Regions from separate parts of the Homo sapiens genome. Here region 1 is linked to region 2. A link is a loop called in an ENCODE intact Hi-C map of the cell type or tissue named here. Cell type or tissue: IMR-90. All regions are shown on one strand. Each heading gives the region's core, and the rest is flanking DNA. Links, peaks and the distances in the headings are about the cores only.

The links. A loop is a pair of places that touch in the nucleus more often than their neighbours do. Peaks named below come from ENCODE experiments on the same cell type or tissue, not always from the same donor. Only the 100,000 strongest peaks of a DNase experiment are listed, where the experiment ranks them.
Region 1: it touches region 2 in a loop (5-fold over the local background); 14 of 110 quality-filtered maps call a loop at or near these places.

Annotation. Positions count from the first base shown.
Region 1 is chr2:105,799,642-105,802,552 of GRCh38, forward strand. All of the region lies in intron 1 of NCK2 (NCK adaptor protein 2), which reads left to right. Among named protein-coding and RNA genes, the nearest start is that of NCK2, 56 kb to the left of the region's middle. RefSeq lists silencers at 920-1,009, 1,030-1,089 and an enhancer at 1,280-1,449. In IMR-90, for the core only: no CTCF peak of the experiment used is centred there; no DNase peak of the experiment used is centred there.
Region 2 is chr2:105,865,448-105,868,358 of GRCh38, forward strand. The region is part of intron 3 of NCK2 (NCK adaptor protein 2); the gene reads left to right. Among named protein-coding and RNA genes, the nearest start is that of NCK2, 120 kb to the left of the region's middle. In IMR-90, for the core only: no CTCF peak of the experiment used is centred there; a DNase peak (open chromatin) is centred at 1,544; H3K27ac peaks cover 971 bases.

The DNA.
Region 1 (2,911 bases), core at 243-2,742, 66 kb before region 2:
ATACCACTATATGAAAGCCTATAAAAAGCTAATTACCATGTTTACATAAATGGTACAATAGCAGCCCAGAGGTCACTGGGTTGTTTTGGCATGGAGGGATGCTTCCCTCTACCTCAAGCCTAAAAGTGGTTAAGATAGATCCATTTCAAGAAGCCATTGGTCCTTACCTGGCCTTCCCCTCCGCCATCTTGCCACTATGTTCTTGGCTATGGAGACAGGATCAGGGAATTTGATTGAAAATCATTAATGACATAACTTTTTTTTTTAACAGTGAGAGAAACACTCAAACACTACATTTTGCAAAGTTTGTAAGAATCCCTCCCAAGAGTTTCCTTTGGTCAGCGTAGCTTCTGGTAATAAGGAAATCTGTCATTTGGAAACACCATCTTTGTTCATGTGGTATCATTAGATGTGTCTTTGCACCAGCATTTGACAGAGACCATGACAGTTTTCCTCCTGAGCCCTTACTTTGTGAGAAGAGAGGGTCAGTGCAGCCATGTAGCCTGGCTGCACCGTATAGTCTGGCTCTCCCTGGTCTCCGGCACGGGGGCCACATGCCCAGGGTGAACACCAAGGAAGGGATCCTGAGTCCCCAGGCTCCGGTTCCAACTGCACACCTTGTTCTCTGTCCTCCCTGTGCACGCCACCTAATTCTCTGCTGTGAACGGGGTAATGAGGTGTTGTCTTGTTGTAAAGATTGATTGAGATAGTGCATAAAGAGGGCCTAGTCTGGTCTGTGGTACCCAGGATAGGGTTGGTAAATGATTGCCATTAGCATTCATCTGTTTCCTTTCCTCTTTAGAGCATGAAATTCTGAGGTGCACAGTTCCTGAGCTTTAAACTTGAGTGCTGGAGGCCAAGGAAAATAGAATACAATTCAGGATTACGTAAGAGTGGCATATGTGTGTGTGATTAGCCCATAGAAGGCGGAAACCCAGCTGACATGGGGTTAGTCTCAAAGTTCTACTAAGGCCTAAGAACAAGAAACATTCATCCTGTTTTTGGTCTGTTTGAGATAAATGGACCGAGAGAGTGGGTTTGGTGCTTGGTTTCTGATGGGACCAGTTGCAGGAGCACAGTTGATCAACTGTCATGAACGTCTGTGTTTTGTTTTGTTTGTTAAAAAGAAGAATCTTGAAAGTAGAGGCTTCAGAACAAATGTCGTGAAGAAGGAATTGAAGCTCAACATGGGAAAAAGTGAGTGGGAGAGCACCTTGCTGCTTTTCAATCCAAGCTCGAGGTTCCATGGGATTACATGCCTGTCCAGGTGGTTGGCAGAAGCCCCTTTAGTATTCTTTGAGGGGTCTTGAAGGAGAGGAGAAGTGTCAGAAGATTGGAGACAGGCAAATGTTCTAATTTTCTAAACGCAGAAAAAAGCAGAAGCAGGGAAGAGATACTTAAACAGGTTACTGAATGGAGGTGAAAGCTGGGCGTGCTGAGCCCGTCAGCATTTGTTCTCTTTGATGCAGTGTGGCTTGATGTCTGCAGGGTGTCTGGTGAGGTTGGACCCTCTTAGGTGAGTGTCCCATAAATCTGTGGTGTTAATATGCCTCCTTACCCTGGGACCTCCCCTCCAACCCTGCTCACTGGCTAGAGGCCTGCCGGGCTGTCATCTCCTTGGGGACAGGACTGTGATCATTTGCCCCCTTGTTGGACGTCATTGTAGGGATCCCCCAGCCCCAGCCCTTACGTCTGTTGACCAGCTCACTCGGCTTGCCTCCCCCCTTCCCCATGTCATCGTGTGCACCAGCACGTGGTTGAGGGATGTGCTTTTTTCTTTTTTTTTTTTTCTCCTCACAGTCTATTTACACAAAACCAGTGCACAACGTTAACAGATAAGAAGAAAGACTGAGGGACAAAGCATGACAGAGACCTTTGTCACGTGCTGGCTGTAGCAGTCGAGTGAGGAGAGGGGCCCATGGCACAAGGAAAGCTGGAGTTAGGGGGAGGGATGGTCTGACCTGCATCCGCATTGTCTTGCTGCCTCCTGCTTGGCTTCTTACCTACCCTGTGAGAGCAGCCTCGGGATTGTTCTTTGGCAGGCTCATCTCAAGGGCTGGGTGTTTGGGGACAGAGTGGCCCTCGGCTCAGTCCCTTTAATAATGAGAGTCATTTTCGTGTCCACTCGGGGGAACAAAGTGACATTTTCTGTGAGTGTGCACCAAAAGCACATGGGACTTTACAGGGCGCTTTTTAGAGTATCTGGCTCTAGAGTTAGTCGTCTTGCTGAGAGAAAGTGATGGAGCTGGCATTGCATTCCAAAGCCAGTGTGCATTCACCAGCTCAGGCTGCAGGCCCATCTCCCTGCATGGAGAACTGTTTTGTAGATTGGTAGCGATTGGACAGCCATGCCCTGTCACCTGCTGGTTCAGTGCTCCTCCAGGAAGGCCTCAACTGCCTACTGCCTTTGACCATGATTTGTACAGCAGCTTGGATGAAGAGCTGGAAACCTGCTTATCAGATTTGCAGACGATGCATGGTTAGAGCAATGGGGACCATCTGGGAGTGAGCCAGGATTTAGGACTCTTGAGAAGCTGAACAATGGACGGAAACTGATGTGATGAAGTGGAACGGGAAGATGTGCACACACCCTCTACCTGTACTCAGAAATCACTTGCTCAAATGTGGTGTGGGAGGCTGGGCCCACTGTGCAGGGATGGTGCTGTCTGCAGAGGCATCCTTAACATGCCTTTAGCATTTGCATTTCCATTTTCCATGGACATCTGTCTTAGTCTGTTTGCATTACTGTAAAGGAATACTTGAGGCTGGGTCATTTATAAAGAAAAGGGTTTATTTGGTTCACGGTTCTGCAGGAGGTACAGGAAGCATGGTGCCAGCATCTACTTCTGGTGAGGACCTCAAGCTGCTTTCCACTCATGGCAGAAGGTGAAGGGGGCCGATGGGTAGAGAT
Region 2 (2,911 bases), core at 135-2,634:
GTGCTGATTGGTGTGGGAGGGAGATGCAGTTCCTGCTAGGCATCAATACTGGCGACTCCCACCCACACGACTGTTGAGGTTATTTGCTGCCCTTGCGCTAGCCCCCAAAATGCTAAGGGAACAGTTCCCCAGTTCTGCCTGGACCCTAGGGATTCACGTCTTTGTAACTTTTCCTGGTTCCTTAATGTTGAGGTGAGCAAGAGCCATTAATCAAAATAACTGAGAAGCTGAGTGTCATAGGAGTATACTCCTTTTCCGTAATTGAGTTTAATCTGGGAGCAGTTTTGTCAGCACACATGTGCCGCTGCCGCATGAGTCATCTTCAGCATCTTTGTCATCAGTTTCTTTGTATGGCACAGTTTTCTGCAAACAGATATTCCTCAGAATCATAATCTCTGAAATGCCTGAGTTTTATAAAACTATTAATCAGTTGTCTTCACTCTTAAAGACAGAGATATTATTATTATTATTATTATTATTATTTGAGACAGAGTTTCATTCTTGTTGCCCAGGCTGAAGTGCAATGGCAATATCTTGGCTCACCGCAACCTCCGCCTACCAGGTTCGAGCAATTTTCCTGACTCAGCTTCCCAAGTAGCTGGGATTACAGGCATGCGCCGCCACACCCAGTTGATTTTGTATTTTTAGTAGAGACAAGGTTTCTCCATGTTGGCCAGGCTGGTCTCGAACTCCTGACCTCAGGTGATCCACCCACCTTGGCCTCCCAAAGTGCCGGGATTACAGGCGTGAGCCACCGTGGCCAGCTGGGATATTACTTTTAAAATTTGGAAACTATAGAAAAGCATAAAAGAGAAAAGCAAATGCTCCGTGATCTTATCACTCAGAAGTAATCACGGTTGACATTGTGTCTCTTTTCCCAGTGTTAATATAAGTATATAATCAAGATCCTGTTACACAGATGGCTTCTTGCTGTTGTCAGTACTAGCTGTCACAGTGCAGTTCATCTGTAACAGCAGTCCCCAAACTTTTTGGCACCAGGAACTGGTTTCGTGGAAGACAGTTTTTACATGGATGGTGGCAGGAGGTGGGGGCGATGGTTTCGGGATGAAACTGTTCCACCTCAGATCATCAGCATTAGATAGATGCTCAAAAGGAGCTCACAAGCTAGATCCCTCACAGGCGTAGTTCACAATAGTGTTTGCGCTCCTGTGAGAATCTAATGCTGCACCGCCTGACAGGAGGCAGAGCTCTGGTGGTAATGCTCGCCAGCCCACTGCTCATCTCCTGCCGTGCAGCCCATTCCTAACAGGCCACAGAGGTACTGGTCTGTGGCCCCGGGGGGTTGGGGACCCCTGGTCTAGAGAACATCAGGCTTTTCCCACAGGGTACTTGGTCCTGACACAGGCTGGAAATGAGATGTACCCAGTAATTTTTGGTATATATGCTTCCTGGGTGTTGAGTGCTTGGGATGCTCAGTGTGGCTTATATATTCTGTGAGTCATGTAAAAGGAGAAGCTGATTCTTTATGGTGCATTTGTCTTAGAAGTAGTTTGTTTTTCTGAGTTGAATGTTCTTCAGGAATGAGAAAATTCCTGTTAATCATCCTACATACCATTCAGACATGCTTTCTAAACTAAGCCGCTCTCCAAGGAACCACTTTTTCCTTTCAAATCAGTACAAAGCCAAACTGTTCCCCTTAAAATGTTTGTATGTAACATAAGGGGAAGAAAATTCAGCTATCTTAATTCTATTTTAAATGTTCCGCTTCTCCAACAAATTGTTTATCGTCTCTTTATCACGCTAAGACAAGGACTCTGTGGGTTTTCAGAGATGCATTTAATACTTCACGTTTACTTTTCATGTCTCTGTTGTATAATTTACCATTGTATGAACATGAATTAAATATAATGTATCAGAATTTAGAATTCATTAAAATTCTGTCTTGCAAGATTGTTCATAATAGGAAGGGCCCACATAACATGGAATCTTCGGCAGTAGTTGTGGTGCCAGACACCCCAAAATAAATGTGGGTTTGTTTTTGTGTATCTTTAGCTTCCAAGTATTTAGAACCAAAAATGTAAAACAAATCACAACAGATTAGTGGGAGGATACTTCGAGAGAAAATAGACACGGATTGTCTAAAAAGATTTCTAATGGAGGACAAGGCAGGAGAGACCCTGGGAAGTGAAGGTGGGGTCCGTACCCTTGGAATACTAAGGAGAATCAGGTGTGGAGTTCACAGTGGGGTGTGTGGGATTCACATTGCTGTGTGCGCTTGGCTGGGTGAGAGCCAGTCGTGTCCTGGTGAAAGGCAAAACATTAGGCAGAGCATTTCCCAGGAACTGGCATCTTGGTTGCTTCTTACTAAGATGATCTCACCCTGCTTCAGCTTCCTAAAGATCACCCCTTCCTAACTAATTACTTGAGTTACTCAAGCGGGAGTCTTAAGTTTACGAATAAAGAAACGTGAACCAAATATGCCAGGGAATTAGAGAACCATCTTCCTAGCATGTTTCTGTCTGCATTTACCCATACGGTGTGCTTTCTTTTTTAGGTGCTATCCATATGTCCAAAATGTTCCTTTGCTCTATTCCATTTTAGTGTCTGTTTCCTGGAAGCAGGTATGAGGCTACTGAGAGAGCGCTCGTTTACTGGCTTGATGTGTGAAGCTGCCTGCCTGCAAGCAGGTGGGCATCTGTAGGGCTCCTGCATGGCCCACGTGCTGCCTTGGTGTAACCGATGGACCTTGGCAAGTATGGGTGGAGTTGGGTGTATTTCTGCACATCAGCCTGCATTGACTCATGTCAGTTTTTGCCCAGAAGTCTGTCCCTATGATCAACTCCTCCAGGCTGATGTGGGTTTTTCTTTATAACTTCCCCTTCCGTTTGGGAATTCACAGATTTTGGGCACGCACTCAGGTTGTCCTCAGTGACCCCCACAGCTGTGAGAG